4 separate regions of the Homo sapiens genome follow, and regions 2, 3 and 4 are each linked to region 1. The links are chromatin loops, found by intact Hi-C in ENCODE. Cell type or tissue: dorsolateral prefrontal cortex. All regions are shown on one strand. Each heading gives the region's core, and the rest is flanking DNA. Links, peaks and the distances in the headings are about the cores only. Region 1 overlaps APBA2 (amyloid beta precursor protein binding family A member 2). Region 2 overlaps APBA2 (amyloid beta precursor protein binding family A member 2). Region 3 overlaps APBA2 (amyloid beta precursor protein binding family A member 2). Region 4 overlaps APBA2 (amyloid beta precursor protein binding family A member 2).

What was found. A loop is a pair of places that touch in the nucleus more often than their neighbours do. Peaks named below come from ENCODE experiments on the same cell type or tissue, not always from the same donor. Only the 100,000 strongest peaks of a DNase experiment are listed, where the experiment ranks them.
Region 2: a loop joins it to region 1, with 3 times the contacts of the local background. A loop is called at or near these places in 5 of 110 quality-filtered maps.
Region 3: a loop joins it to region 1, with 5 times the contacts of the local background. A loop is called at or near these places in 17 of 110 quality-filtered maps.
Region 4: a loop joins it to region 1, with 6 times the contacts of the local background. A loop is called at or near these places in 12 of 110 quality-filtered maps.

Annotation. Positions count from the first base shown.
Region 1 is chr15:29,087,151-29,094,904 of GRCh38, reverse strand. It overlaps APBA2 (amyloid beta precursor protein binding family A member 2), which reads right to left. Exons shown (of 15, transcript NM_001353788.2): 7 at 1,685-1,830; 8 at 592-627. Among named protein-coding and RNA genes, the nearest start is that of NSMCE3, 180 kb to the left of the region's middle. RefSeq lists an enhancer at 7,070-7,571. In dorsolateral prefrontal cortex, for the core only: CTCF peaks have their summits at 3,981, 4,185 (motif pointing right) and 5,035 (motif pointing right); a DNase peak (open chromatin) is centred at 4,199; H3K4me3 peaks cover 1,143 bases; H3K27ac peaks cover 5,000 bases.
Region 2 is chr15:28,911,225-28,918,978 of GRCh38, reverse strand. The region is part of intron 1 of APBA2 (amyloid beta precursor protein binding family A member 2); the gene reads right to left. Among named protein-coding and RNA genes, the nearest start is that of APBA2, 29 kb to the right of the region's middle. RefSeq lists enhancers at 1-171, 339-861 and a silencer at 379-673. In dorsolateral prefrontal cortex, for the core only: no CTCF peak of the experiment used is centred there; a DNase peak (open chromatin) is centred at 4,158; H3K27ac peaks cover 3,646 bases.
Region 3 is chr15:28,981,678-28,989,431 of GRCh38, reverse strand. All of the region lies in intron 2 of APBA2 (amyloid beta precursor protein binding family A member 2), which reads right to left. Among named protein-coding and RNA genes, the nearest start is that of APBA2, 100 kb to the right of the region's middle. In dorsolateral prefrontal cortex, for the core only: a CTCF peak has its summit at 4,189; a DNase peak (open chromatin) is centred at 4,221; H3K4me3 peaks cover 923 bases; H3K27ac peaks cover 5,000 bases.
Region 4 is chr15:28,991,162-28,998,915 of GRCh38, reverse strand. APBA2 (amyloid beta precursor protein binding family A member 2) reads right to left here. Exons shown (of 15, transcript NM_001353788.2): 3 at 3,110-3,163. Among named protein-coding and RNA genes, the nearest start is that of APBA2, 110 kb to the right of the region's middle. RefSeq lists enhancers at 7,001-7,500, 7,501-7,754. In dorsolateral prefrontal cortex, for the core only: no CTCF peak of the experiment used is centred there; DNase peaks (open chromatin) are centred at 3,541, 3,988 and 5,335; H3K4me3 peaks cover 1,208 bases; H3K27ac peaks cover 5,000 bases.

The sequences.
Region 1 (7,754 bases), core at 1,455-6,454:
AAAAGTTGTGGAGACAGGGTTCTCATTGTGTTGCCCAGGCCAATCTCAAACTCCTAGGCTCAAATGATCCTCCTGCCTCTGTCTCCCAAAGTGCTGGGATTACATGTGTGAGCCACAGCACCCAGCCCAAAAACTCATTTCCAATAAAGAAAGCACCACACGGGCAAACTGAGCTACTCACCCTCCTGACTTAGTAAATTAAGCTTAAGGAATCTTTAACTATCAGAACAATTCAGTAATACTGCACAGGAGGCCCAGACCCTACACCCACCACGTTGTCATATCAACTAAATGTCATATCAATTTAAAATGTCCACGTAAAACAGGAACATCACAGCATTATCCATACAGTACACAGGAGATGCTAAGAAAGAAGAATTAATAAATCCTTCCATAAATGGGTGGTTAAAAAAATGAAGTGTCTGTAGTTTCATTTACAAACATCTAAGATTCACCTACCAAGGGAAGAGGAAAAGCTGCTTTGCAACATTATTTAGATCCCCAGGGGAACCCCCCAGCCCCCACTGCCCAGGACAAGCCACGGAAACACAAGCAAACAACACTGTCCCAGGGCCTCAAGGCCCTACACACCGCTTTTTTCTTGATCTTAGCAGCCTTTTGCATCCTCTGACAGCATGGAAGAGAAAAGAAAAACAAGTTGGCACAGAGAGAAGGAAGGTGCGTGAGGTTATGTCACTTTGGTGGTTGATGCCCCCACTCTCAGGTCTGGTGCCTAGCAAAGCCCAGCAGGGACGGGTGGACAGCCATTGCCCACTTCAAGCACACACACTGACCAAGAGAAGCCCACACAGGTGTCCCTGGAGCGCTAGAAATGACTGCCAACCACCCCATCTATGGAGGACAGGAAAGATGCCATCAGCCGGCAGGAAGGGGAGCTGAGCTCCAGGCAGCGGAGCAAGGCAAGGGTCTGGGATGGGAGGGCCGGGCCTCTGCTGAGAGGCACTGGCCAGCAGGGCTCAGCACTGCCCTGGGTTACCTGGCTTTCTCCTGCCCACCCCGGATGGCCTCATGGTGCTTCTCTGCTTCTGTTAGAGGAGGTTGTGTATGGTGAGGGCTGGGGAGGAGGTTGCTGCCATTTCTCACCCCTGGGCTGGCGGGCCTCTGCAGATCCTGTCTTGCTCAGAGAGCTGAGACCTCAGATGGCTGCATCCCCTCCCCGCCGACCCCATTTAATTTTGCTGACGTGGCCTCATCTTCCCCTTGCCCGGCCTCACCCGATGTTCAAAACCAGACAATCCAATGAGCACTTAGAGCTACAAGCAGGTCAAAGTTTTTCTTGAGGTCCTGAATTTAAATAAAACGTGATTTATTTTTCACCCTTTCTTGAAGCACTCTGAATGGCACTAAAAATACACATACTGTTGAACTGGGATTTGGGATTGTTTGATGACTAGAATGCTTTGGAACGATGATCTTTAAAGGTCGTATTTCTGGGATTCCGTGGGCCTCTTGTTAAGGAGCTGGTTGCCTCTGCCCAGCCAGCTTTCTCCCAGCCAAGGCGCAAGCCTCCCTCAGCCTCGTTGGCACCTGGGCCGCTCCTGCCCCCTGTGCTGAGGGCTGTGCAGTCCGAGCTGGAAGAGGGCCTACGCCCCGCCATATTCCCTCCTGCTAGTGCCCCCCAAAGTGTGCGGGCATCCGCGAGGGGCCCTCGAAGCACCTCTACCTTGACCCGGCTGACGGCCTCCTGCGCTTGCATCATTCTGATGTTTTTGGAAGGGTTCCGTTCTGATAGCAGCTGGGTGGACCCCAGGTAATTGGCAGCAAAGATGATCCCGTCGATGAGGTCTTCTGGTTCGCAGGGCCCTGGAACTGAAGGAGGGCACAGAGTCAGAGTCTTCCTAGAGGAGAAGTCCCCTGAACAAAGAACTTGCATGCCTGGCCATAGCACAAGGAACACGGCAGCCAGGATGCGGGGCAAACTAGAAGGGCCCAACCATTGCCATCTGCAGCCAGCCACGGGCGGCCGGTCTGCTTCCCTCACTACCCCGTGCTGCAAGTAACTGCGCGAAATCAACACTTGGGCCAGAAAACTCTGCACAAACAGTGTCAGGAGGACAATGCCAGCATTCCAGTTGACTGTCACTCAAGATGACAATCACAGGCTGCAAATCCAGAAGGCGTCACATCCCAAACACAACAGCACTTTCCATGCCTTCCCCACAGCCCCGGAACTCATGCTGGTGACCTGAAACTGTGCCCTGGGCTTCTCCTTGGCCTGTCCTTGTGCATCTGTCCTGAGGGGCTCCTGCCTGTCTGTAGCCTCTCAGGACACCCGTGTAGCTCCTCACACCCATCACACCGCAGGCCCAGGCTTGGCAACATCATGCTTGTTCCATCTGCTGCCCCTAGACCATCGTGACCCAACAAACTTCCTGCCAGCCACAATGGAAGGTTCTATCTCTGCAGTGTCCAATACAGGATCCGCTACCCACATGTGGCTTTGAGCACTGGCACTGAGGCTCCTGCAGCTGAGGGACTGGACCCATTTCTTGTATGTAATTTTAATTAATTGAAATATAAAGAGCCACATGTTAGAGTCATATCCAACCAACCCCCAAGTCCTGTCCATGTTGCCCACAAACCAATCTTGAGTGGCTCCTATGCCAGACAATAAGGCTCCAGCTAGGGGTGGGCAAACCTTTCCTGTAAAGGGGGAGATGGTACGTGTTTTAGGCTTTGTGGTCTCTGTTGCAACTATTCACCGTTGTACCTGAGGCGTAAAGGTAGCCGTAGACAGTATGTAAAACAGGAGGTGTGGCTGTGTGCCAAGGAAACTTTATATGCAAAATCAGGGGGCCAGGAGGATTTGCGATTGGGGCTGCAGTCAGCCGACCTCTGAGCTATCCTAGACCGTGGCTTGGCTGTCCTCTCAGACCCATGTTGGCCATGTCACCTGCTTTATCCCTCCCGACTGCCCACCTCCTGGCCAGAGCCCCTTCCACTGGGGATTTTGGCCCTGGCTTCCTGGCTCCCCTCCTGCTCCAGCTGGCCCCTCCCTGAGTCCCTCCAGCATCACGGGCCCAGCCATCCTGCACTTCCCCAGCCCTCGCGCCAGCAACCTCCTGACCTCTTCCCTCCCTCAGCCAGCTGATCCCTGGTCTCACCTCTAACCCATTCTGTTGCTAAAATCATCAACTGGCCCAGCTTGGGCGCTGCCATCCACCACTTCAATAACATCCGCCCAGTATCCTCAGTTCCCTGACCCCAGTCCTGTGTATCTGCCCACAGGAGTTCAGCAAATCTCCAACCTGTTTTCTCTGGACCTGAGGCTGGAAAAAGCTGCCCAAGAGGGCAAATGAGTGCCATGATAAATGTATTATAAATTCTTGACCCCAAATGCCCCCCAAACAACCTCACAACTCTCATCTATCTCTCTGGGAAACTCAGACTCTTCCTCCATGCAAGAGTTATTCCAGACCCCTCCACTGCCTCAAACTCCTGGCTGCCCCTCCCTCACCTGCTCAGACAGACCAAGTGGGGAGCTTCGCGTTGGTGCTCAGCCCACTTGGCCCTCCTTCCTGCTTTCCTGGGCAGTAGTGGGTCTGCGTGCCCCTGGGGTCAGAGGATCACCTGTGCTCCCAGCCGTCTCTCCCCACAGGGACCCCCATCCCTCCCCTGTGCATCTAACTGAGTCCTATCAATGGGGTCCTCCCACGGCTTTTAAATATCCTCCATTCACCCCTTGCCCTGGAGCCGATAAACCTTCTCCCAGCTGGGCAGGGCTGCAGGCACCAATGTGGGGGACTGCGGGATTCAGGGGTGGCACCAGGGGAGGAACCCCTGTCCACCTGTCTCTCAGAGGGTACACCGGGATTCTCCTGTCACCAGGAGAATCAGAGGCAGCCCCACAGAGGGAACAGGACCCATCTATCCCAATGCAGTACCCCCACCATACCCTGGCGCTTCTTCAGAGTGAAGTGTGCACATCTGCCTAGCTGGGGGGCTTGGAGAGCGTGTATGACAGCCCTGGCTGCCACAGGCTCGCCAGACATGCCCTGTGCTGCCTTTTATGGCATCTGGCTGTGGGGCTGGGAAGGCTCCCAGCGCCTGAGGTAGGCCTGTTTCTACTACCTCACACCACCTTGCCGTCCCCAGTGAGCATGGCTCAACAGGCACCCCCCAGTGAAGCCCCAGTCACCCAGTGGGGCCCAATGCAGTGGCTCTCATTGACCACTAGATGGCGTCACTTTGTTCTGCAGGAAAGCTCTGGTTCTTCCAGGCGCCCCAGGTACCCCAGCCTCACAGCCCCAGCAGGTGAGCAGGGCCTTGGGCGAGTGTCCTTATGTCCCCTCTGTGGCAGGGGCTGCCTGGCACCCTGTCAGCCCCAGGCCCTGGGGAGGCTGGGAGGCCAGCCCTCCCTTTGGAATCTGACTCCTACCTTTCTAGGCACTGCCCCTTGGCTTCTCCCTCGCCAGCCCCCAGGGTGGCCCTGGTCAGTGCACCAGACCCTTCTGAGGTTCACATTTCCATGTTGACCCATGTCCTTGAGTAGATTTGGGAAAGACTGGCCTCGTCTCCCCCTGAAGTGAGCGTCAGTAGCTCTGGGGCCCATCTGGGCACAGACTGCTGTGTGTGAAGGATGCCCCATCCCAGGCAGGGGGTCACCACTGGCACCCACGGATGCCTGCTTCCGGGATGAGGCCAGTGAAGCACTCAAGGGCCTTGCTGCAACTCCAGCCACCACCCACCTCTGCCTGGGGGCCTTCCATGCCTGCCTTGCTCTTTTGTTCAGCGAGAAACAATCGAGTCCAAGGTGGCCCCAGCATCCTGCCTCCCACTCACACGCACCACGGGAGGAGAACCCAGACCCAGAGAAGAGTCCAGTGGGGGCGGCATGGTGTGGGGAGTATATCAGATTCATGGGCACAGCTCTCAACTTCCGCAGGAAACGCAGAACCCAAATCTAACAGCTTCGTTAGAAAATGAAAGCAGCTAGCCCTACATGTTTGGGTAGAAATTGCTGTTATTTTGCTCAAGTCTTGCACTGACCCTAAGCTGAGACCACCAGAGGGAGACAAAATGACAAGATAATCAAGATACAGGTTTAAAGATCTTGTCTCCCCAGAGAGTGATTTATCCTTTTCACACCGTATATCTTACTCACATAGGCATATGCACAGTGTATCTGCACAGTCTGGAGAAGAATAAGGCGCTCCAGGTTCTCCCCTGCCAGAGGAAGCCTCTGTTTGAAACACCGCTTAGGAAAACCCTAGGCCCTCTGGAGAGGGAAGGGGAGGGGAGTCCCACAGCTTCAAGCCTGAGGGTCTCCACTCCTGCCACCTTTGAAGAAAATTATCCTGAACATGGGTGGTGGACAGAGGCTTCTAAGGTGCCAGTGTGGCCCCAGGGGGTCTCATTAGCTCCAAGACCTGTCCCTGTATATCCTGGGGGTCTGGGAGGAGGTGGCTGGGTGGAGCTGGAGCACAGGTGTATGTGGGAGTGTGGGGGTGCATCCACAAGGCCCGCTGCTCTCTGCAAAGGCACGGAGTCTTGGAGTGCAGCCCTCATGCCCAACACACCAGACCTCTGTGCAACAATGGTACAGTTCCACCCAGTCCTCAACCACGCCATGAAGCAATCTCAGGGTCCCAATTTTACAAATAAGGACCATCTAAGTGGGTCACGTGGCTTTGCCCAAGTTCACTGTCATGAGTTCAGGTGCTCAGCATTTCTGAACCCACTGTATAAAGACCGGTGTTAAGACAGAAACATGGAGCTCACAGGCTACACAGTGAGGCTGACATCAGTCCCACAGCCACAGAACAAATGCATCAGGATGGGCCATGGTGAATGCTCAAAAGGGAGGCTATGGCCCTGGGAAGGAAGGGACAGGGAGGCTGCTCTGGTGAGGAATTTGGGGGTGGCTGCTGTTTAAGCTGAGGTCTGGAGGAGGAGAAGGAATCAACAAGCCATAAGGCAAAAGGAGGAGAAAGCCTCCCAGGCTGAGGCGGGAGCAGGTGCAAAGGCCCTAGGGTGCAGAGACAATGACACCTTAGAAGATCTATAGGATGTCTGGACTGCCGAGGCCTAGGGCATGGGCCAGCAGCTGAGACAAGTCGAGGGTGGGGAGGAAGCGCTGGCCAGATGTGAGGACCCTGGGGCCACGGGTGACAGGCCATAAGGACTGTCACTCCAGGGTATCCATCAGGGAAGTGGCCCAACCACTCCTTCATTAGAAATGAACTCTGGCAGAGGGGCAGGCAGCAGAGAGGAAGAAGGGAGAGCAGCTGAGAGGCTACTGTAGCCATCCCAGCACATGAGTGGTGATGATGGTACGGACAGGGTGACAACGGAAATGGAGAGACAGCAACAGATGGGGATTTAGGGGTCCATCAACAGGACGGAAAGGTGGACTGGAGTCTGAGAGAAGATGAGGACGCTAGACAATGGTTGCAGAGCTCGATGGACAGACCTGCCCCTCACTGAGAAAGGGTGCCTGGAAGAGGACTGAGCTTGGGTTGGGGATTCCAGGCAAGTTTAGTGGCAGGAGCCTGGATGCTCAGTAGGCGGCTGGACTCGGGAGTCCCGGTTAGAAAAACAGATTTGGGAATGAACCATCTGCAGGTGCCAAGTGAAGCTGCAGGCATGGATGAGTCTGCAAGGAAGGTCATGGGCAAGGGGGCAGGATGAAGCCCCAGGACTCTGCTCTGCTAAGTACCAAGAAAAGAAGGGGCTTAGAAAGGGAGGCCTGCCCATCTACACCCATGCTAGCAGGAGGCCAACTACAAGGAGACCTCGTGTATTGGGCACAGTGTCAAGGAAGTCAGTCGTGACCTCAAAGAGCTGTTTCAGAGGAACCGGGGCAGGAGCCAGAGAGGGGGCTGAGAGGTGCAGGGGAGGTGCAGACAATGAGGCTGCCACTCCCAGATTCCGGCTGTGAAAGAAAAGGGGCAGGTAGAGCGGGGTGGTGTGGATAGATGCAGGGTGGGACAGACGTGGTCAAAAGCCAGTGGAGGGGCGAGCAAAAGGGACAGGAGACAAACGACATCAGATCGTGTGAGGTTCCAAAGTGCAGACGGGACCTGGCCTCAACTGGGAGGAGGGGCTGCAGCTCTAATGGGGCAGGACAGGACTGGGAGGAGGCGAGCCACCAGATCAGCAGGAGAGCCTGCCCCCTGAAGTGCCCCCTAGGTCTGGAGTGGGGAAAGGAGGCAGGAGTGGGTGAGTATCAGAGTCGTGTAACTGGCGTCTCAAGTGAGACCTTCTGCTGCAGAGCTAAGGCGTGGCCTCCAGGCCCGACTCTCCAGTACTGCCAGGGCCTGTGCCTTGAGATGCCCCCACTGAAGGTGACCCTATAATATGGCTGATACGAAAGAGAAGACACCATCTGAAAATCACACCTATGGGACATTCACCAGGGAGTGGCCACACCTGGGCCTGCAGCACAGGCTTTGTCACTGATAAAAGGGATTTGGGGGTTCCACAGTGTTGAACTTTAGACACCCAATGAGCAAGATTAAGTCACTGGATGCTGGGAGGAAGAGAAGCCACAACAGAGAGTCAGGGAAGGAAGGTCAAAGCCAAGCTCAAGAAAACGCACAGAGTTGCCCAAGACAGATCCTAACCCTTGCAGTGGGGAGAATGACTTCCCAGAAAAAGCATAATAAATAATTTTTTTTAAAAAAAAATGGCAAAAATGGGAAAAAGCATATGCATAGGCGGTTCACTGCAGCAGCACTATTTGTAATAGCAAAAACCTGGAAACCACCCAAACACTCCTGAACAGGAGACAT
Region 2 (7,754 bases), core at 1,445-6,444, 180 kb after region 1:
CTGAGGCAGGAGAATGGCGTGAACCCTGGAGGCGGAGCTTGCAGTGAGCCAAGATAGCGCCACTGCACTCCAGCCTGGGAGACAGAGCGCGACTCCGTCTACAAAAAAAAAAAAATAATAATCCCCACAATTAACTGGCAAGCGGCCCTGCCCAGCCTCGCAGTGAGTGGGCGGGACAGGAACGTTCGCTCGGTGATGTGGGCAACAACCCCAAGCAGGACGCCAAGCGACCGGTCGCCCGCTCTCCAGCTGCCATGGCGACACCAGGCCCAGCAGTAGCCTCTGCAGCCCCCTCCAACCGGGATCCTGCATAGGCCCCGCTGCAACCACCCCCAGCCCCACCCCCACCCCCAACCCCACCACACCCACACGCATCAGGCACTCCTTTAAAATACATCCCGCCCGAGTGTTCCCACAATGACGCGGACGCCAGGGGGCGACCAAAGGGAAGGCTGGTGGAGAAGAGCACCGGGATTCCTCCTTGCAGTGGGGGAAGCCATCTGCTTCACCTCTCCCACCTGGGAGTCCTGCTTCCTCCAAGGACAGGGACTCGGGGCCTGGAGGGGGCGTTGCGCATCAAGGCTGCTCCTGTGTCCCTCTCCCTTCAGGAGTGAGCCACGCCTCCTTTCATGAGTTCTCCCTGTGTGCCAGTTGGCCAGGTGGCCATTCCAAAATAAAGAAGGGGCTTGGCTGCCGAGGGCAGTGGCCTGGGTTGAGACCCGGCTCTGTCACTGACCGGCTCCGTGGCGCCAGGAACGCTTCTGCACCTCCCTGTGCCTTTTCCCTCACCCACGGAGACCGCAGGCAACGCTGCAAAACTCAAAGCAGACCACCTCAGCCTGCAGGCCTTCCCTTCCCGCCGAGCCTATGCCTCCCAAGTGCTCAGCAAACACTCGCGGTGATTCTTATCCCTATCTGGGCAGAATCCTCGGGGACCGACTGGGGGCAGCTTCCTTGCCCCACAGTGGCATCTAAGCAGCAGGCAGCTGAGCTGGGGTAGGCAGGTGAAAGGAGCAAGGGAGGCTGCTGAGACCAGAAAGGAGCAGAATGGGGCGGGGGCAGGATGCAGTGAGTGCTGCTCCCCAGAGACCAGCTGGCCCCCAGTACCCCTGCCCCACGCCACAGTAAGCCGGGGTGCAAAAGGATGTGACAAAAAGTTCTCCTCAAAACAAGAGTCAGCTAATAAGACAAAAAGCAACTAACGATCTACTAAAACAAAGACATGGTAGCTGAGTCATTCCCCATTTGTCAAAACTCATAAAATATACAACATGAAGAGTGAACCCCAATATGTTTTAACTATGGGCTCCAGTTAATAATAATACTGCCCCATCAATGGTAACGAATGTACCACACCAATGTAAGATGTTAATAATGAGGAAACAGGGGAAATGGGGTGAGGGTGTACAGGAGAACTCCCTAAACTTTCTGCTCAATTTCTCCATAAACCTAAAACTGCTGAAAAAAAAATTAAATCTATTAATTTTTTAATATGGTGGTTGATTCATTCAAAAGGCTAAATGTGAGAATGGGATACCATTAAACGGCCAATGGGTAAAGGGAAGATGGGGCTACAGGATTCTCCCAGAATGCAGTGCAAGCCGGACCCTAGGAAGGAGCCCTGGAGGGGAGCAGGTTTCTCCTGAAGCTGGTGAGGGCCATCAGGCTCTGGGTACCATCTCAACCCCCCTCATCACAGTCCCTCTCTCTCCAAATTGAGGAGTGTTCATGAGAATTCTCAGGATTTTAGTTATTTACCGTCTTTCCCCAGTACTGCTTTCCTGGGGGTTTGGAGGGAGGGCAGGGAGGATGGAAACAGGAAAGGAAACGTTAGTAACCATGCCACCCTTTGCCCGGGTCCCTGGCTTCTCCCAGGCTGCCACATTTCCCACCTCATGGCCTCAGAGAGTCCCCCTCTCTCTATTCAGCTGTTGGCAGAGAATTGCTTTTTTGCTAGCTTTCCCTTTTTTTGAGAAGTGTATTTCTTTAGAATGAAGCCTTTCAGAAAGGCAATTCAGCATTCTCTATCGAAAATTTAAATAGGCATATCCTTGTGCCCAAAAATTCCATTTCCAGGAGGACTCACATGTATAAAAAATGATGTCTGAAGATTTTCATTGCCGCAATCTTTTAAAAAACTGGAAACCTAAGTACCCATAAATAAGAGAATGGTTAAATAAATGACGACAGAGTTCACGTGCTGGAAGAGTCAACGGCGTTTTTAAAGAGGCAGGGCAACGCGCACTACAGTGAGGGATCTTACAGGCCTGTTTTTGAGGGAAAATGGTAAGTGAGCTACAGCGAGCACACGTGTGTAGATCCCAGTTACAGGTCCGTCAAGATGGCTAGAGAATACACACACTGCCCAGCCCATACACACGTGCAAAGGCACACAGAAAGGGGAAACCCCTCAAAGGCTTGTCAGCCATGTCCTCTGGGGAGGGGAGCGGGGAGAGAGGTGGGAGAGGGAGACAGGTGGGAGCAGAGGGGGCCTGGACATTTTACTTTATTAAAGATATGTGTACTGGTTGAGTGTTTCACCAAAATGCATCTAATATTCAGCAGCAATATAATCAAACCCACCTGTGTGCCTTTGAAGGTCTCCTCTTCTAGCTGGGGAGATGTCGGCACTGAGACAAAACGACCTGTGGGGAAGGGTAGACTGCAAGGGGAGGAAGCAGGACTTCCCAAACGGGCCGCCACTCTGGGCATCAGGAGAGGTGGCGAACAGGCTGGTCTCCCCCAGGAAGGCACCCACGGGAGCAGAGGAGCCAGCCTCCCACAAGACCAGGACGTAAGCACGCCCCAGGGCACAGCCAGAGACACCCAAAACACAGGAGGCGGTGCTGACCCAAAGGAGGGCAGGACCAGGGAATGTGCCGGCCAGGACAGCCGGGGGTGCGCAGGCGGGGGCAGTATTAATTTGGGGAAAACAATCATTCAGTTTCATTCGATGAGTAGTTTACGTGCAAATGTGTGTGGCGGGGGTGTGTGCTGTGTGCGTCAGATACAGAGTATGTGATGTGGTGGGTAGTGAGTGTGTGGTGTGTATGTGGTAACTGTGTAGTATGGTGTGGGTGTGTGGTGCATGTGTGTATGGTGGGGGGTGTCCTGGAGGGTGTGGTGTGTGGTGTGTGCTATGTATGGTGTGTGGTATGTGGTGTGTGTGATGTGAATGTGTTGTGTGTGTGGTGTGTGTGTGGAGTGTAATGTAGTGTGGAAGAGTTGAGTGTGTGTGTTTTGTGTGCATGGTGTAGTGTGTGTGGTATATGGTATGTATGGGGTGTGTGGTGTGTATGGGATGTGCATGGTGTGTGTATATATGCTATTGTGTGGTATGTGTATAGTGTGTGTGGTGTGTATAAGATGTCTGTGTGGAATGCGGTGTGTGGTATGGGTGCTGTGATATGTATATAGAGTATGGTGTGATGTGTGTATGGTGTCTATGGGGTGTGTGTGGTGTGTGGTATGTATGGAGGGGTGTGGTGTGTATGGGGTGTGTATGTATGGTATTATGTGGTGTGTGTGGTATGTATACGGTGTGTATGGTATGTGTGTGGTGTGTATAGGGTGAATGTGTGGTGTGTGAGGTGGGCATGGTGTGTGTGAGGTGTGTGTGGTATGTGTGGCATGTGTTTGGTGTGTATGGGATATGTGTATGGTGTGTGGTGTGTGGTGTATATGGGGTATGTGTGTGGTGTGTGGTGTGTATGGGCTATGTGTGTGGTGTGTGGTATATATGGGGTATGTGTGGTATGTGGTGTGTATGCGCTATGTGTGTGGTGTGTGGTATATATGGGGTATGTATGTGGTGTGTGGTGTGTATGGGTATGTGTGTGGTATATATGGGTTAAGTGTGTGGTGTGTGTGAGGTGGGTATGGTATGTTTGTGGTGTGTGGTGTATATGGGGTATGTGTGTGGTGTGTGTGAGGTAGGCATGGTATGTGTGTGGTGTGTGTGGTGTGTGTGAGGTGGGTATGATATGTGTGTGGCGTGTATGGGGTATGCGTGTGGTGTGTGTGAGGTGGGCATGGTATGTGTGTGGTGTGTATTATGCACACACATGCACACCTGTGCACTGCAGATAACAGGCAGGCCGGCAGCCCGGGACACACAGCGATGACGACCTCAGCCAAGGCCAGGCTCAGTTGGCGAGTGGCCAGGCCCCCATCAGCTCAGAACCCTGAATGCACGAAGAGTCCAGGAGGAAAGAACGAGCTGTGTCCCCATCTCCACCCAAAGCAGCTCTCACAAAGGGGCTGATCAGGGTCGTGCAGCCCAGGAATCCTGGGGAAGATATTTTCTGTAACTTTTCCTGGGCAGGGGAGGTCCGGGGTGCGCGGGCAGGACCAGTCCCTTATGGGCTGTGCAGCTGAGCGGGGCAGCAGGACCCGGGACATGCACTGCACGGGAGGAGGAGCAGCTTGTAGCACAGCCACCTGAGCTGCAATCTGGGTGGAATATCCAGCCGCACTCTCAGGCCCCATGGGCGTCACAGAAGAACAAAGGCACTCCAAAAGGAAGCCATGTGCAAGATGGCCCCAAACCCCCAGCCATCCTTCAAACTTCTGCAATTCTGAATCCTTCATAGATGAAGGTCAAATAGACAGTATTTTTGTATATACAGATCTTCTTCCAAAACCTGCTTTCCCTTCAAAAGTCACCTAATACCATTATGCTCTCATACACCAGGCTCGGAGGTGAGCTGCTTCCCCAAGGTCTACACCGCAAAGCAGCCCCTGTGAGGGCCCCTGGGATGAGCAGGGGGAGCCTGACCACTCCCCTCTCCTCTCTCAACTGCAGCACCAATGGAAAGTGCAAGGAGAACATTTCTGACCCTTCCATTAGGAAACATGTTCGCAGAATTAAAAAGCAAATAAGTCATTTTCAGACTAGACACAATAGAAGACTAAAATATTTTTTAAAAACCCAATGTTTCACCTCAAGGACTTCCACTTGGAGGGAGAAATAGCCTGCAGTTGGCATAATTATCCAGGGCCCCAGTGTTCCTAGAGGGGTGTGCGTGAGTGTACCCCACTGGCCCGCAGCCTGTCACTGCAGCCCAGGACAGGAGGCTCTAGGGAGGGGCCGAAGCTACTCACTGACCCAGATGTCAGACCAGAGCAAGGACTATTCATGAAATAGAATCTACCAAACTGGCTTCAAAGTCACCGAATACAATGAAAGAAACTCGGTGACTGTAAGCTACAACTAGTAGAATTTTTTTTAATTTAAATAAGTGCTAACGTTCTAAAGACGGTGAGACCCACAAGTGGGGGCTCCCCTTGTCTCATGTGCTGCTATGGCACCAACCCCTAAGCCAGCACCAGCACATCCTGGGGCACCGCCAAGGATTTCCTGAATCCATTCAGACACTGCTGTGGAAAGACTGGAGGTCAGCAGACTGTCCCTTTCTACCTCCTGGTGGTGGACTACAGGAAGTAGACAGGCACAGATCCCAGGACAGCTTCCCAGGGAGTGGCTTGCAAACCTGGGCCCAGAGGATTGAAGTCAGAGACCCTAGGATCCTGGGGGAAGGGACAGGAGGTAGTACTGTGGCCTGACAGGTCCCGGAGCTGGAACAAGGCGGCAGGTGCAGTGGTGGGCACGGGCCACTGCTGAGCAGCCTGGTGGTCGCAGCAAGGTGTGAAAGGGCACCAGGCCTCCAGATGCTGCCCCGCCTGCTCCTCGAGCTACTGTGAGGACAAACCCAGCTGACAGATGGGAAGGCCCTGGTGTCACACACAATCAGCAAGGATCCCTGTATCAGGAGGGGTGGCACATGCTTTCACCTCAGCTACTGAGCAGCCTGACCCAAGCCAACCCCTTTTGGCCCAGAAGTTTTTGCACTCAATCCTTGCCCATCTGCGACGGACACAAACTGTAGTGCAGACACATGCTGCTTTATATACGACAAAACGCAATGGTCCCTGTCCCAGATAGTGCAGATGCGTGAAAATAACTAGAATACTAGAATGCAAGCTCCTTGGAGCAACAAAGCCCTCTGGCTCGCCCACCGCAGTGCCTAGCACACAGCAGGTATTCAACAGGTATTTGCTGAATGATGAATGAATGGATCAATGGATGTCTTTAGAACCTTTTCCTTATAAACATTTAAATGTGTGCTTTCAAAGTGAATATACAAACAAGGTACTCAAGGTATCTGCAAGTAAAACACCTAGGGAAAAAGAACAAAATAATCAAAATCAGGAGACATTAGGGTCCTCCTCTGACATCTCTGCAGCCTGGAGGATTGCTCAATAACAGTAGTGGGGTGCCTGCCAGAAATGAGGCCAGCTCCTCTCCTGCCTCCAGGGAACCTGAAGAGTAAAGAACAGACACAACCTCTGGAGGGTGCTGGGCTATGTCCCCAGGCCTAAGCTGTAACATCCTGTAACAACCAGGCAGCCATCAGGACTCCCCAGCCTGAACCGCGCTCACCCTGATGCTCCAGGAGATAAGTAGCCAACAGCTAGAGCTTGGGGCTTTTATGAGCTCCTTGCCTTAGCAATGCTGTCTGGGACTGGATGTGGTACCCAAATACAAGATCCAGTCCTGATCATCTCCCTTGCATATTCTAAAACTCCTCCTCAGTGAGGCCACAGTTTCTACATTTCAGATTTCAAAGCACAAAAGGATAGATCTTTGAATAACCCACATGTCCTAATCCATAGTATATTCCCAGAAACACAAAGTCTCTCCTCTGGCCCTTCCTTGAAATGGCCTGACTCTTACATGTCACAAAATGGATGGGAAGTAGCATCTCCATGACCCAAAATATGAAAACTGGAAACACTTCCTGGCCTTCCAAATAGCAATAAAAATTATTTAATATAATTTCATATTAAGCCCATTTAATAGAAGTCAAAATATCTCAAGCACGTATGCTATTAGAGGGAACTGATATGAAACTAAAAATTCAAACAGATACAGCAACATAAATAAAAATGAAAAAGTGAAAAAAAATCACTTCATTGCTATATAGGATTTCCGAAGATGATGCTCTTGAAATCGCTTTTAAAACAATATGTTCCAACTTCCCACTAATCCAAATTACTCTAGTGACGTCTGGCTTCAGCAGCTCACTGCAAATATGCAGCCTCATTATTTTACTTGGAATGGTAATAGCGAGGAAGCATCTATTTCCATCCCTCCATCACTAAAGCTAACATAAACCTATAATCTGCACTGAAACTGTTCCACTTCTGATTAGAATCAGAAACACTTCCAGATGGGCTCAGCACAGCCAAGGGGGGACTGTCCTACAAGGCCACGGTGTAGGGGTGGCAAAGGAATCATGGCAGCAACTACCTTTTGTTTTTTAAAATGTGAAACATTTCTGAATGGCTTAAGCAACATCTATTTAATTTAAAAGCTCTATTGAGATGAACAAAGAAAAAGAACACATGCTCAGCTCCAGAGACATGTAAATGAGATTGGGGGACAAAAGGAAGTGCATTAATTCCCTCCACAACCCCTGAAGAGCAGCGGTGGGTCTGAGCATCTTATCTCCACGAAGCAGGCCAGCAGGCAAGCCAGCTGCCACCTCGTTCACCCTGTGCAAACCACAGGCTCCGTCCCCAAAAGCAGGCAAATGACTATCTTATTTGTTCAGGGGAAGCAAAATGGTCCAGGGTTGGTAGCCGAGTTTTCTTCCCAACAAGACCTAACCGCTGTCATCTTTCTCTGGGACCCAGCCTCACTGAATAGAGTGAAAGGTGGCCAGCAGAACCCAAACTGTTCTGCCACAGGC
Region 3 (7,754 bases), core at 1,255-6,254, 110 kb after region 1:
TATCTTGTGCTTACTATGACAGGCACTAACTGATTCACAGATACGAACCTGCGCATCCTCCCAGGCCCACCGTGGGGAGCCATCATCCCATTTTGCAGATGAGGACACTGAGGCATACACAGACTAAGCCTAAGGCCACACAGGAAGTGTTGAAGCTGGGATTTAACCCTGGCAATGTGGCCCCAGAATCCACACTCTTAGCTTCTACATTATGTTAGAAGGAAGAAAAGAAAAAAGATATTTATGGTACATAAACTCAACAACGGATCAGATTGATCAATAAGAAAACAGAAAAAAAGGTGCAAAAGATATGGCCAGTCATTCACAGAATACCAAATATATGAAAAAATATATATGTGAAAATAGATACATGGAAAGATGTTAGCCTCACTGGCACGCAGGGAAATGCAAATTAATACCTCATGTAGACAGCACTTTCACGCATTAGACAAAAATGTAAAATGTCTGACAACACCAAGTGCTGTCAAGAAAAAGGAGAAGAGGAAACTCATACGCTGTCAGTGGGACCACTCATGAGGACACCCACACACTTTGGAATAAAATTTAGCTGTTTCTAGTACGTTTGAAGATTACTGTACTCTCTCCCATAGCAATTCCAATCCTTGCTAAATATACTGACAAATCCAGCTCACGTTCACAGAGAGACACATACCTGAGTACTCAAGACAACCTTGTTTGTAGCAGCAAGTCACAGGAACCCAACTAAGCATCCATCAATGGAGAACGACAAATAGTCTTATGTTTGTACAATGCAATACCACACAGCAGTGAAAATGCATGAAATACAGCCACCTGTTTTCACATGGATGAATCTCACAAACATAATGTTAAGCAAAAAAGGCACACTGGATGGGCGCGGTGGCTCAGGCCTGCAATCCTAGCATTTTGGGAGGCCAAGGTAGGCGGATCACTTGAGGCCAGGAGTTCGAGACCAGCCTGGCCAACATGGCGAAACCTCGTCTCTACCAAAAATACAAAAATTAGCTGTGTGCAGTGGCGGGCGCCTGTAATCCCAGCTACTCGGGAAGCTGAGGTAGGAGAATCGCTTGAACCCAGGAGGTGGAGCTTGCCGTGAGCCGAGATCACGCCACTGCACTCCAGCCTGGGCAACAGAGCAAGACTCCATCTCAAAAAAAAAAAAAGGCACACTACAGAAAAAAATACAAGGTGATATCATTTACATAACGCTTACAGACAAAATGCAGAACTAACAGGGATAGAAATACTTATACATGTACTAGGCCATAAACAAGGATCAAACTTCAACAGTAGTTACCTCTGTGTGAAAGACAAGATGCAACTGGGGAGGGGCTCTAGCTGCAATGGTGTTATGATGCTTTAAAATACATCCACAGGCTGGGCATGGTGGCTCATGCCTGTAATCCCAGCACTTTGGGAGGCTGAGGCGGGCAGACCACTTGAGGTCAGGAATTCGAGACCAGCCTGGCCAACATAGTGAAACCCTGCCTTATTAAAAATACCCAAATTAGCCAGGTGTGGTGGTGTGTGCCTGTAAATTCCAGCTACTTGGGAGGCTGAGGCAGAAGAATCACTTGAACCTGGCAGGCGGAGGTTGCGGTGAGCTGAGATCACATCACTGCACTCCAGCCTGGGTGACAGAGTGGTGAGACTCCATCTCAAAAAAAAAAAAAAAAGAATATATATATATATATATATATATCTCTCTCCACATATTCTTTGACACTCCCTTCAAAGAGTGGAACCTAATTCCTTTCTCTTTGAGTGTGGCCTGAATTTAGTGACTTGCTTCTAGTGAACAGACATAAGCAGAAATGACAGTGTATGACTAATGAGACCAGGTCATAAAAGGCACAGCGGCTTCCTCTCTACTCTCTCTATACTCTCTCTTGAATCACTGAGGCTGGGGGAATCCGCCTGCCATGTTGTGAGGACACTCAAGCAGCTCTGTGGAAAGGTCTATATGGCAAAGAACTGAGCCCTCTTGCCAGCCAACAGCCAGGTGAAGTCGATCTTGGACGTGGATCCTCCTGCCCCAGTCAAGCCTTCAGGTGCCCCAGCTCACATCTTTCCCCTCCACTAGAACCACCCAGCTCAGCTGCTTCCATATTCCTGGCCCACAGACTATGTGTGAGATAATAAATGTTTACTGTTTTATACCACTAAGTGTTGGCATAATATGTTACACAGAAATAGGTAACCAATATGGTAGTATTCTCTACCTTTAGCAGCTTGTGGATACCTAGCTGTTCATCACATTATTCTTGTTACATTTTTGTATGCTGCTACAGACTGAATGTTTGTGCCTGCCCTTCTCCAAATTCACATGTTAAAACCTAATGCCCAAAGTGATGCTATTAGACAGTGGGCCTTTGGGAGGTGATTAATGGGATTTGTGCCTTTGTAAAAGAGACTCCAGAGAACTCTCCTGAGCCTTCCACCAAGTGAGGATGTAGTGAGAAGATGGCCTTCTATGAACCAGGAAGCCCTCACCAGACAGCAAATCTGTTGGCGCCTTGATCTTAGACTTCCCACATCCAGAACTGTGAGAAATAAATGTCTGTTGTTTGTAAACCACCTAGTTTATGGTATTTTGTTACAGTAACCTAAACAGACTAAAATATATGCCAATTGTTTCCAAAGACTAACATAAAAATAAGAAGGGGACCAGGAGCAGTAGCTCATGCCTGTAATCCGAACACTCTGGGAGGCCAAGGCAGGCAGATCACCTGAGGTCAGGAGTTCAAGACCAGCCTGGCCAACATGGTGAAACCCCGTCTCTACTAAAAATACAAAAATTAGCCAGGCGTGGTGGCACACACCTGTAATCCCAGCTACTAGGGAGGCAGAGGTGACAGTGAGCCAAGATCATACCACTGCACTTCAGCTTGGACAACAGAGGGAAACTCTCAAAAAAAATTTTTTTAATAATTAAAATTTTAAAAAGAAAAGCAGAGTGGCCAACAGTAGTGACCTGCTAAGTACAGGCTGAGAAGTGGCGCTCCTTCTTACGGAACAGGCTGAGTGTTCCTACGAAACAGGCATCCACTGCAACACTCAAGAGTGCTGGATGACAGGAAGTGACCAGCCAGCGCTGGCACAGGAAACGCTGTCTGTCACATTAACCAACTAGTGAGTCCTACACCTGAATGGGCTCAGCACTTTAGTTAATGTTTGCAGATGTTGGGCAGTGACAAGCAAGGACGCAGAGTGGGCACATACTTTGTCCTTTTGGGTGATCGGGGAATGGCTTCTCTCCTCCAGGAGGCAGGAAACTTTGAGAAGCCTCCTCTATGGGCTGGAGAGCCGCCGGGAATTGTAACTGGGCAGGGGAAGAGGAGGCAGAAGGATTTACTGCATTACGATATTAATTTTAATTAAGGAGACTTTTTTAGGCCAAACAAGCATATGCTTGTGCCTGAGAGGCAGGGAGGGCACCACATCCCCCAGGAGGATCTTGCTGGAATGGAGGTGTCTGGCAAGCCCAGGGCAGCCACCTGCTCCGCCGCTCCTCCCAGGTCCTGAAGCCATCAGGAAGGACTGTTCAGAAGCCAGGGTCTGGCCACCAACACATCTGTCCTTCTTTGTCTTCTATCTCTCTCCTTCCTTCAGATTCCAGAAAGCAGAAGTGCGTTTCATAGAACGAACCAGCTGAGCTGGTCAGACAGAGTCAACCGGATCCAGTTAAAGCAGCAAGAACTCGTTACATCCAGGAGACCCCATCTGTACCAGTCTCGAAGATCCGCTGTGGAACTACTGAAGACCACTTATTTTAAATCCTTTCTAAGAGCAGAAATCCAAAATCTCAACATGTGCTATTTCCCTCAATTTACTCATTCCAAGAAAAACGAAGTCCAAAATCCATTTTAATTGAAACAACCCCTTTTCTGGCCATGATCTGACAACAGACATCACCGTAACACCTAATACACACATCCCACGCATGCTTTCCTTTTTGAAAAACAGTCAGCTGAGGTGGCAGAAGCACTTAGGCCTCCTTTCAGTGCTCTCTGACCTCGGCTTGTTAGGAAAATGACCACGAAAATCTGGACCCGATGTTGTTTGTTCTCATTATTCACTGCCCTCTGGCTGGTAGACAAAAAGTGCAAAGCATGAAGGGGCGTGTGGGGTGCTGGAGCCTGATCTGAAAGCATTGTGTGCCCTGGCCCAGAACATGCTGAGCCCGTGCCCCTGCAGTGCAGCCACAGAGCACAGCAGCCGTGCTCAGCCTCAGGGCCTCCCAGAACCCCACCTCCTCCTCTTCTCCCAGCCAGTCAGAGCCTGGCTCAGACAGACACAAGCCTGAAGGGTGTGATGTCACCAAACCTTCCTGCCACAGCCACCCAAGCTCAGCCTCAGGATCCAATGTGTACAGACTGGACAGAGGTCAGCTCAACCACTGAGGCAGAGGGAGCACCAATCCAAGCCGCTCTGCATCCCAGGCAGCTCCCCCAACCTCCAGAGACGGCAGTGGTTGGCGGAGGGGGAGAGAGGGAGAGAGAGAGAGAGAGAGAGAGAGCAGCTCCCCCCAACCCCCAGAGATGGCAGTGGGGGGAGAGAGAGAGAGAGAGAGAGAGATAGAGCAGCTCCCCCAACCTCCAGAGATGGCAGTGGGAGGGGGGAGAGAGAGCGAGCAGCTCCCCCAAACTCCAGAGATGGCAGTGGGGTGGGGGGGGAGAGAGATAGAGAGACAGAGCAGCTCTCCCAACCCCCAGAGATGGCAGTGGAGGGAGAGATAGGGATAGACAGAGAGAGATATACAGCAGCTCCCCCAGCACCCAGAGATGGCAGTGGGGGACACCCAGAGAGAGACAGAGAGACCCTGCCTCTCTTCTAATGAGTGGTAACCACAGCGCGCCCCTCCACTGGTCTGAGTTGGAAACGGGACCAGGAAGGATCCTGGCACTTGAGAGGAAACCACAGCAGAGAGACTGAGTCAGGGGGCTGGAAGCTGATACTGGCTCAGAACTGGGTGGCAGTATCAGCCACCCAGTGGCTAAGCCTAGGTTCTGTGACACTAAGCCTAGGTTCTCCCAGCTGTGAAATGGGGATAATTATAGTCCCCTATAAGCCTATGTCATGGGGTTGCTACGTGGCATAAATGAGGTGCCGGCAGGTACTCAGTGGGAAACACACACCGGCTCTTGTTCTAAAGCCCTCAGAGCCCTGCCTCCGCAGCTCCCCCTGCCCTCACTCCCCCAGCATGGCCCGGCACTCAGAGTCCCGAATAATAACGCCTCGAGAGCTTGCTTTCAACCCCACTGTGAGCCCCTCCAGGGCAGGACCCTACACCCAGACTAGCCTCCCCGATCCCAGAATCCCCCACCTTGCCACCTGTGCACCCCACAGCAGTGTAACTGATCAACCGAGGGCACGCCTCACACCAAAGTGTGAGTGTCTGCACGGCCTCTGGATACCTTCAGAGAGGACACTCATTAGCCCAGAGAAAGCCAGGTTCCTGGGGCAGGGCAGGGCAGGGCAGGGCAGAGGTCTTCTAGCACCACTTATACCTCAGCAGGACTCAAGCCCAGGGGTGGGGACCACAGAGTGGCCTGGGTGCTTGGGATCACAAATCCCATTAATCTACTCCTAAAACCCTTCCCGCAGATCCCATGGCCTAACCTTCCCCAGAGGTGGGTTTCTCGGGAGAAGGCAATGTTCTGTCTTGGGCTACTAAGGAGCGTACTCCACCCAGTGGGGGAAAGGGCCCATCTGCCCACAGAGCTGACCCCAGGCCAGGTCTCTCCAACCCACTCTGACAGTGACTTGGTGGATCCTCCTACACCGCGAGGTGGGTGGGTGGGGCCCATGAGCCGACAGCGCTCCTGGAGGCCACCTTGTTCACTACATTACATGCCTTGGGAGCTTCAGCATGCCACAACCAGCCTCGAAGAGAAAAGTCAAATTTGAATTTGGGGTTTTTCCGTATGCTGGGAGAGACTCTAGAAAATAATGTATTGGCAAATGCTGAAAAGAAACACAGAATTGTCACGCATGGGCCCAAAACTGAGTATCAGAACAGGACTCTGGTGTCCTCCTTGTCAAAACCAAAGCCAATTACTCTCCCGCCACACACACACCACAAATACATATCTTTTCGTCTGGAAAATGAAGGCAAGGAAATGAATTTCATTTTCAAAATCAGGTTCTACTCAGACAAGGACCACCTTACATGACGCCTCCCCAACGTGACGGCTGACTGAAGCACCCAGGGAGACGGCGGCTGGGCTGCAGGTGTTGAGGGAAATGTTTACACCTTCCCAACCTCAGAATTCATGCAGGTGACCCAAGCCCACTGAACAAGGAAGACAGTGATGCCTCTCCAGGGTCTGCACCAGGGGATCCCCCAGCTAACTCCATCAGTGGGGACATGAGTGGGCAATAGGCAGTGACTTCCTATTTCACCAAGTTACCTTCCACCCTGACACACTTGTGGCCTCCGTAGGTGCCAGGACCTCAACCCAAATGCAAGCCTACCTTTGGTTTTAATTATGCATTTATTTCATTTCTACATAGACATCACTACAACCTGGGGTCATCATGGAAGCTGGCCCGTTATTGCGATCTCTAATTCGCCTTCTATAGAGCAGGCTGGACACCAGCCCTGTAGGCAGCCCTGCCAGGTCCCCCAAGCTTGGGAAGAACACTTGCGCTGAAGACATCATCAACGTGTCCTTGAATTGGTCATGCTGGTCCAATGCCTCTTCCTAGTCTTGCTTTGTCATGACAAATTGCTGCTTTATTTTCTTCAGGTCCATCCTTATCAACCTATTTTCCAATGACTAGACTTTAAATAGGACATGAGGACTTCTGACAATCGAATATAAATCCTCCATTGCCAAAGCAGAAATATATATCATCAGAATATCTTCCCTGAACCAGCCTTAGGATGAAGCTGATAAAATACCAGGGAGGACTGAGGGAAAGAAACTGGACCTGTGCTAACAAGGTCAAGCTGCTAGATCAAACCTTGCCTGCAACCAGGTATTCTGGACTTTCCAATGACATAAGAAAAAGTTTATGTCACCATAGGATGGGTACTTAGTTACATCAAATGTCTTAATGGATAAGGAAACAGCCCAGTGAGATAACCTGACTTTATTAGCCCAAAGGGCAACAAAATTAAAGCCTAGTGACACTGCACTAAGTCCTGCCTTGTGTCAATATGTTGGGCTGAGTTCAACATGGCTTAAAATAAACACAAAATCCTTAACTCTTTATAAGTGTGGGGGGCGGGGAAGGCCCACTTTTCCTTATTTTTTGACTAATTTCAACCTTTATTTTACATTCAGGGAGTCCACGTGCAGGTTTGTTACCTGGGTATATTGTGTGATGCTAAGCTTTGGGGTATGATTAATCCCGTCATCCAGGTAACAAGCACAGTACCCAACAGTTAGTTTTCAACCCTTGCCCCGCTGTCACCCTCTGCCCTCTAGTAGTCCTTGGTGTCTACTGTTGCCATCTTTATGAGTACCTAATGTTTGACTCCCACTTATAAGTGAGAACATGTGGTATTCGGTTTTCTGTTTCTGTGTTAATTTGCTTAGGATAATGGCCTCCAGCTGCATCTATGTTGCTGTAAAGGACATGACTTTGTTCTTTTTTATGGCTCCATAGTATTCCATGGTGTATATGTACCATAATTTCTTTATCTAGTCCACTGCTGATGGGCACCTAGACTGATTATGTGTCTTTGCCCTTGTGAATACCACAGTGATGAACATACAAGTGCATGTGTCTTTTTGGTAGAGTGA
Region 4 (7,754 bases), core at 1,721-6,720, 96 kb after region 1:
CTCGGCCTCCCAAAATGCTGGGATTACAGGTGTGAACCACCGTGCCCGGCATAGGCCTTTAATTCTATGGCCGTTTACTGGTACATGTGCTGTGAGGTAGGGATCTCACTTTATCTTTTCTCTTTTCCTATGTGGCCAACCAGCTGTCCTGCATCACATCCCACCTGGTCCATAACACACGTCTGCCACCTCCTGGCTTCCTATACATATGAGCACTTGCTCCTAGCCTTGCTACCCTGTCCCAGCCATTGCCGTGTCTCTCCCTGCACAAATGTCACACAGTCTTCATCATCCTGGCTCTCCATCAGGAACCTCACTGCTTGGGGGTCTCATGGCCTCCTCCCTTAGTGCTCTGGCTTTGTGTTTTCTCTTCATGTCTCATAGCTTGGAATTTCCATGCCTTTCTTTGGATCTTAGGTTTTAAAGAACACTTTGGGCTAGGTTTTACACAGCATTTATATGCATCCATACGGGGGTACATGCTAGTATCACATCAGCCCGTCATTTTCAGGACGTGATGTCTTCTAACTTAATATATGTTCTGAGACTTGCCGTGATTTAAATACAGCTTATTAATCTTTTCTGTGTTCCTTCAGGATAATCGCTGATTTTATATATTTCATTATGCACACATTTTATAGATCGAGGGCCTATAGGACGGTTATCATAGGATATAGTGAGGCCTAGAATTTAATTCTCAAAAAAAAAAAAAAAAGAAAAAGAAGAATAAGAAAAGAGCCTCAAACTTTTCCTGTAAGTGGAAGCACATTCACAAATTATCCTATGAAAAGACATCAGGCACATCACAGGGATTAGTATTCTGAAGCTACAGAATGATTCCATTCGCAGCAGAAAAATAAATAAACCCCGGCCCTTTCTTCTCTTTACAGATCTCCTCACAGAGACTCATTCTGGCATAATTGGCATTTAAAAATATCCATCTCCTTGCCGCCTTTCTCTCTGAGAAGGAATATGCTTTTCTGCTGGGAAGCTGCAGAGAATTGTGATGAGTATATTCACTTACATGATAGGCCTATTACACTGCAGATGGGTGAGAGCAATTGGGAAGAGAGCCCAGCACCTTCTCTATTGCAATTGATTTTGATCGTCTAATAGTATTTCAGGATACATAAAAATTCCAGTAGGTCTTTTCTAGACTCAGAAGAAAAAAATACCTTATACCTTACAGGCATAAATAGAACCACCCTATGACTCTAACAGAATGTAATGACACCCCAGGTTCCATAAGGAAAACGTCAAGAAGCCAATTTCACCGTGGACAGTCCCTAGAGGGTGGATGGGCTGAGGCAGCTGCTTAACCCTGGGCTCCCAGAAGACTGGAATTTTATGGAATCATGAGCTGTGTCTCCATAAGTAACATCTCCCTTCATAAGCTGTCCTTACTGCTGGTGATAATCAAAATCTCCAGCATTTTCAGAGCTGAGAGTGGATGATGTATCTAATGTCATTACGGCTGAAGTATGTTTACAACCCTAAGTAGAAAGTTAAATAGAGCAGAAAAGGCCTGTTGAGAGCACAAAAGTACATTCACAAACTTTGAAAACTGACAACTGAGAAAAATTTCAGTAAACACTCCAGCTTATGTCCAAACCCATTAATAATCACGCAGCTCTTCTACGTTTCACCCTGTTTCATGGACGAGGGCTGATTGTCCTGCATCTCTTAAATGCCTTGTGAATGTGCTCCCTCCACGGAGAGCCACCGTGTAATTCATCCAGGACATTTGTGACAAGAATGCTCCCCAACTGGATGCAAGGGAATTCCTGCCTCATCAGCAGAACAGGGATGGTGAGTGGTTACCACAATGTGGGAAAGATGCAGGGCAGAAAGTGAAATCAATAAAGCTGCCTTGCTTTACAAATAATGGCTTTTTGGGTGGCTTCAAATAGCCACACTTGTGGCCTTGTGCTGCCCTGGAAGAAAAACTGTGATTCTGAACCTGAGTCTTGACACTCCAGAATCCCGTCCTCACCCCTGCTGGTCTTCATCCGTCCCCTCACAACTGGCACAGAGATTCCACACTGGGACACACAAAGTGTTCCTTGCCTTGGTCAGGCAGGGGGGGTGTTCCCAAGGCCACCGCTGCCTTGCATGTAACACTCTGAACTGCCTCCCTGTCCAAGCTTACCACATGCTCCTTCCCAAGAATACATAAGAACCCCCAGAATCCATCAGAAGCTCAGGCCTGCTCTGGGCATCAGGACATGAAGACCATCCCTGGCTCTGCTTCTTTAACTCCAGCAACAATGCCCTCTGCTCCTCGTTCTCCAAACACGCCCCACCCTGTACACCAGTTTCCCTACAAAGCCGCTGCCTTGTGTGTCTCCAGCCACAGAAGAAGACAGCCAATTCATCTGCAGTGCAGAACCTGTCCCTTGCAAGTCTCCCCTGTGTGGAACACTCGGCTGGCACCAGGGCTCTGTTCCTACCAGTCCTACAGGGCAAGGGCAAGCCAGATGCTGACCATGGGGCAGTGTCTTCAGGGCTGCAATACTGCTCCATGCACAGGGAGGGAGGATGGACCACGCTCCATCCCTGGCAAGATGAGGAGGCCTCTTTTTATCAAAGTTAGATTTCTTCTGCTCAGCTTCCTGGTATCTCACAATGGCTGGTCCCTTCTCAAAGTAGACCAGCCACTGCCCACACTGGAGAGTGAAAGGTTCGAGTGCTACCTATTATTGCCGATATACATGTGTCTACTTTCGCTGTAACTAGGAACCTAGGTAGGGGTTACACAAATCAATGACTGAGTCTGGTGAGGACCATGGTTTACAGAAACACCAGTATAATGAGGAGAGGACAGATGGGGAGTGCGTGTCTTGCTGTGTTGTCATTGGGTGGTGGGCAGGTCGGTTCCGGGCAAGGTAAGTGCCAGAAGCGTCCCCAGTGTCCATCCACTCCTTGGCTGTGACTCAAACCCCAGCTTCAAACTCCCCAAGCTCACACACACAGGATCCCAGAAAACAAAGAGCCACGGCAGTTGCCAGCTCTGCCTGCAATGTAGCATTTTCCCTCCAGTGAAACGGTCCGCTCCCCACATGGCAAAAGCAAAACCTCATTCCATGCAACGCTGCCTTGTATTTCTTACCTAAAATGAGTGGTTTGGTAATGTCCCGAAAAATCTCCTGGTGATCAAATCTTTCTGGAATAAAGCAGAAGAAAACAGAGAAAATTACTTTCACTTCAGCAATGATACAGGTGCGCACATAGAGCTCCTTCAAGTATAAAAATGTAAATATGAGGCTTTGAATCACCTGTAAAAGTGGACAGATTATAATTCTAATGAGATAATCAGAAATTACCCTAAACAAATAATTAAAATGTTTCTTTAGCCATTCATCGCATAATTATTGCCTTAAGAACAATGTGTTGGGCAAATAAAGAGATGGCTTATGTACCATTCTGAAAGGAGAGACTCTCTGCATTTTAATGAGGCTCCTCAAAGCCCTCATGAATATGTATTTTCCCACAACAAAGCTTGACCCCACGGGTTTGCAGAGCTGGTGCTTCACGACACTTTCAGACTGCGGAGGGTGTGCATATGGGGGTGGGCGGGGAGAGGACTGCGATGAAAGTGAAGAGAGGAAGGAGGACCACCTCTCCTTTCCAATGCCCAGGGTCTCAGCCCACCTTCTCCTGGGCAAGATGGTTTCATGAAAAGAATGAGAAAGAGGCCACCAGGTCTCAGACTTCCCTGAATAGAGGAAGCTCTGCACAGGAAGGCTGAAGAGGAAGCTACTGCCAGCAGGCTCGGGGGTTTCAAGGCCAGGCCCTTGGGTTGGATCAGGAATTCAGGGCAAGGGCATTAGAAGGCTACGGGCAGGAAGCTGGGGTGGAACAGGAGGAGGGGTGTTCAATTGTCTGCAACATCACATCTGAATTCTGCCTCTCCCTCCATGTTGGCTACAGACAAAGTTACAAAGGGCTTTCTGTGTTCCTTTCAAAAAGGATAGTAATACAGCCTCCTCCCGGGGGCATCAGCTGTTGAGCCGGGCCAGGCTGCGAGCCCTTCACGAATGGCTGCGCTGCTGGACAGGGCACCTGCAATCTGGTCCTGGGGTCTGCAGTCGTAGGGAAGAGCCCCATTCACTGGGGAAGGAAACAGGACACAGGCAACACAGTGGCTTCGACTTCATCACAAAGGTTTAGTCTACTCAGCGTCTTCACTTCTCTAAGAAAGCGGCCAGTTGCTCTCACTTCCTAGGTAGACACCCCTAGCAGAGGGTTATAATTACGAAATTTCCTCCACCCAAAATGGCCCAGGGAAGATACTTCTGGTCCCCATGTAAAGGAGATGACCCAACGTCTCTGAGGAGGCTAAAGATGTTTCCATGTTGAACAAGCTACCCGTTAAGGGAGCTGCAGAGCCGTAACCTGCTTGCCTCTGCTCAGGGGAAACTGGCTGTTTGCACCGTTGTTCCATTTCTTTCCCAGGCTATGGTGCTTCTGTGGCTTTTCACGGCCTGTTCTGTGAAGCAACATGGTGCTTCACAGATCCTGGCCCTTTGCAAGGAGGCCTCTTTATCACACCCAAAGTGAGCACCACACAAAAAGCATGTCAATCACACACACGCTTTCCGCAGTGGAGTCAGCATGGGCTGCTTGCTTCCTGTGTGAACGTCAGAAAATCCCTTCACACCATCTCTGTCAGTTTCATCGTGTATAAAACTGGCCAATAACTACTTCAAAGGTGGCTGGGAAGGTGAATTGCAAGGGAACCTCTAGAATGTTGCCTGGAATCACATTAGCATCAAATAGTATTCCCTTCTTCACTCCTAAGCTCGCCATCTGCGGTCCTCCAAAAATAAGTAATTTCTGGGTGAGTTCATGAACTAAAGGTTAGTCCAGCAGCAAGAATCCTCCACTGGGAGTCCAGCAATGCGGCCTCAGTTCCTCACTCTGTTACAGGTTGGCTCTGTGACCCCAAGTGGATCAGTGAGAAAGTCAGGCCTGCCAGCCCCTGTCCTCTCCAGGCACCCTAAACTCCGGCTCTGGGCAGCTGTCACTTGACCAAGCCCTGCAGTCCAGCTTTTCCCACTTGCTCCTGGCCCAGAAGCGCCTCAGGAAACCCGGAGCCTGTCTCAGGACTGTTTCCCAGCCCTAGGAGACCTGCCCATCGCCCACCGCCTCCTTCCCAGAGTCTGCGAGTCTCCAGAAAGCCCAGAGCTCATCCATGTGCATCCCCCAGAAGCCCCACAGGCTTCACACTGACTTCCGACAAAGGCACAGAATCATCACACCGCCCAGGAGCAATAGCAGCACTGCACCTTATGTAAGGCCTTTCCATAAGAGGAAGCAGGCCCATGTCTTCACTCCATTTAGAACGGGTTTTGAGTGTCTATTTATAGGCATCACACACCCAGCCTTTGCGGAGGGTGGAGGAATCAGGCCTCTGGGCCCCTGTCCACCACCCTCATTTGCATTCTTTTCATGTTTCTTTTCTCTCATTTCCCAGCAGCATTTTCGCTCAAAAGCCAGGTCACCTACCACTTGGACCCAGCACCACTTTTCATTTTCTGCAGAGAAAAATATTCATTTTCGTTTCCATGCAGGAGTGTCCTGTCCTTGCCCTCTCCAGGGCCCCTGGCTAGCATTCACTAAAGCACGGCTGTGTGATTCGAGTGACCTATGTCTCCTGGACAGAGGGCTCCCCTGAAAGTCATGCCCAGCAAGGTCACGAGAGCCGGGAAGTCCCTGGGGGCAGCTGACTCTGAGTCGTAAGTGAGCCAGGCATATTTGGGGGGCGGGCTCCATCCCAGCAGGCAGAAGGAACACAGAGGATCAGACATGGCTTGGAAACCCTAGGCTTTTCCCACTGCCTGGCCATTCCTGCATCTGCCAAGCACATCACTCCATCCTCTTCCTGCCCCTCCAGGGGCAGTGAGGACCAGGCCACTTCCCCAGTCCCCCTCGGCTGTTTGTGATCAGACAGAAAGGCTGGGACCTGCTCTTTTCTCACCATTTTTGGAACAATTAAATCCTTCTCAATCTTCAGGCCGTAAATTAAGTACACAGGTCTCCCCATGATATCAAAACACTCTGCTCTCCAAGTGTAGCCATTCACAGGTCTTTATTTTTGTTTGGAGGATTGGGAGCTGGTTTATTCTGCAGCCCTGCAGCCCAGAGGGACACACAAATACAAGGCCAAAGAGTCTCAGGGGCTCCCTTCTTCTCCAGGGTGCAGGGCCTTCCTGAGCCCCCAGCCCTGGGAGCCAGTCCAGAAGGAGAGGCAGGCCTTGCCTAGACTAGCCCAGAATCCACAGCAGAACTCAGCCACAGAGAACACGTCCAGTACACAGCCTCAGCTGCCTGACTTCAAACACCACGCACGAGGTTTGCTTCTCTCATGAATATTTTGCTGAGGCTGTCGGCATTTAGTTTCAGGACTAATTAATTTTCTCACAGGATACCACTTCAACTGCCATCATAGGCTCTGTATTATTCTACGTGCAAATTTCTGGCAGTAAATTGGACTTGTGATCTAACCAAGCCTTTGAAATGCCATGCTTCCAGGGACTCTGGAATGAGCAGAAATGCTAAATATTCCTTAAAGAAGACGATTCATACATTTCCTGATTACCTTTGATTATTATGTCACAGGAGTTGGTGAGGGGGTCCAAGATCCAGAAGCGATCCTCAGGGACCCAAGGTGACCCAAATGGCTGGGGAGGGAGCCCGAGACAGGAAGCCGCTTAGGCTAAGAGAAACTTGACGGAACCCCAATAGGGCAGCTCATGTGAGCGTCCCCTCCAAAGCAGGGGACACCAGCCCTGGAGCCAGAAAGGCACATGAGTGGAAGAATGGGTGAAGGAACCCATCTCCCTAAGCATTTTCTTAGCAAAGCTAAGGCAACACTCACAACATCACAGACTCCCAGACCTGGAAGCTGTCCCGGGAAGGCACAATCACACTCCTTCCTCTAGCTGGCCCCAGAGCTATGGCTGCATTTCCCAGAGTGAAATGGGCAACGCTGCACTTGCTAAGGGGCTGGCACTCGGCACACAGGTTTGGGAAACTCTGGTGCACTGTGCCTGGGTTGTAGAGCAAGTGGAATCTGGTGAACAATAATAACCCGAAGGCAGTGACATACTTGTTGACAGGAGGCTCTGGCCACACTGAGCAGAGGCCCTGGGATGGGTTGGAAGGGGTCTGTGCTGAGCACCATGGTCAGCAGGATGGGGGAGGCATCAGGGTGCATCAAAGACAGAGCGTCGCCCCAGTGCCAGCTCGACCTGGCTCCTCCTGGTACCAGCCTAATGGCTGCAGCCCATACTGAAAGGCAGGTATCCCCCAGACTGATCAGCGCCATCTCATGAGGGAAAGCTTGTAATGGGGGTTCACACTCACATGGCCTTCGTGGGCTGGCTGGGCTGCCAGTGAACTCACCTGCAAGGGGCGGCCTCACAGTGGGGCCGGGCAGCTGGCAGAGCTCAACACCTGGCACAAGGTGAGCTCCGGCACAAGGTGAGCTCCGGCACAAGGACGCCTCCTGCGGCCCGGCCCTGTAGCTCAGCCAAGCTGCCGCAAGAGCAAGAGGGATGCAGTGAGATGGCGGTGTCCCCACAGCTGTGGCTGGAATCCCAGAACACCCAGGATGGGACTGGGGACATGGGGGATGGATGCGCCCCCAGACCAGGAGAGACGTTTTTACTGTGGGGCTTAGGGAGTTGTCTGTTGCTTCCTGATGGGACACACAGAGATGGTGCTGAGACAGGCAGAGGAGGGCCCTTGGG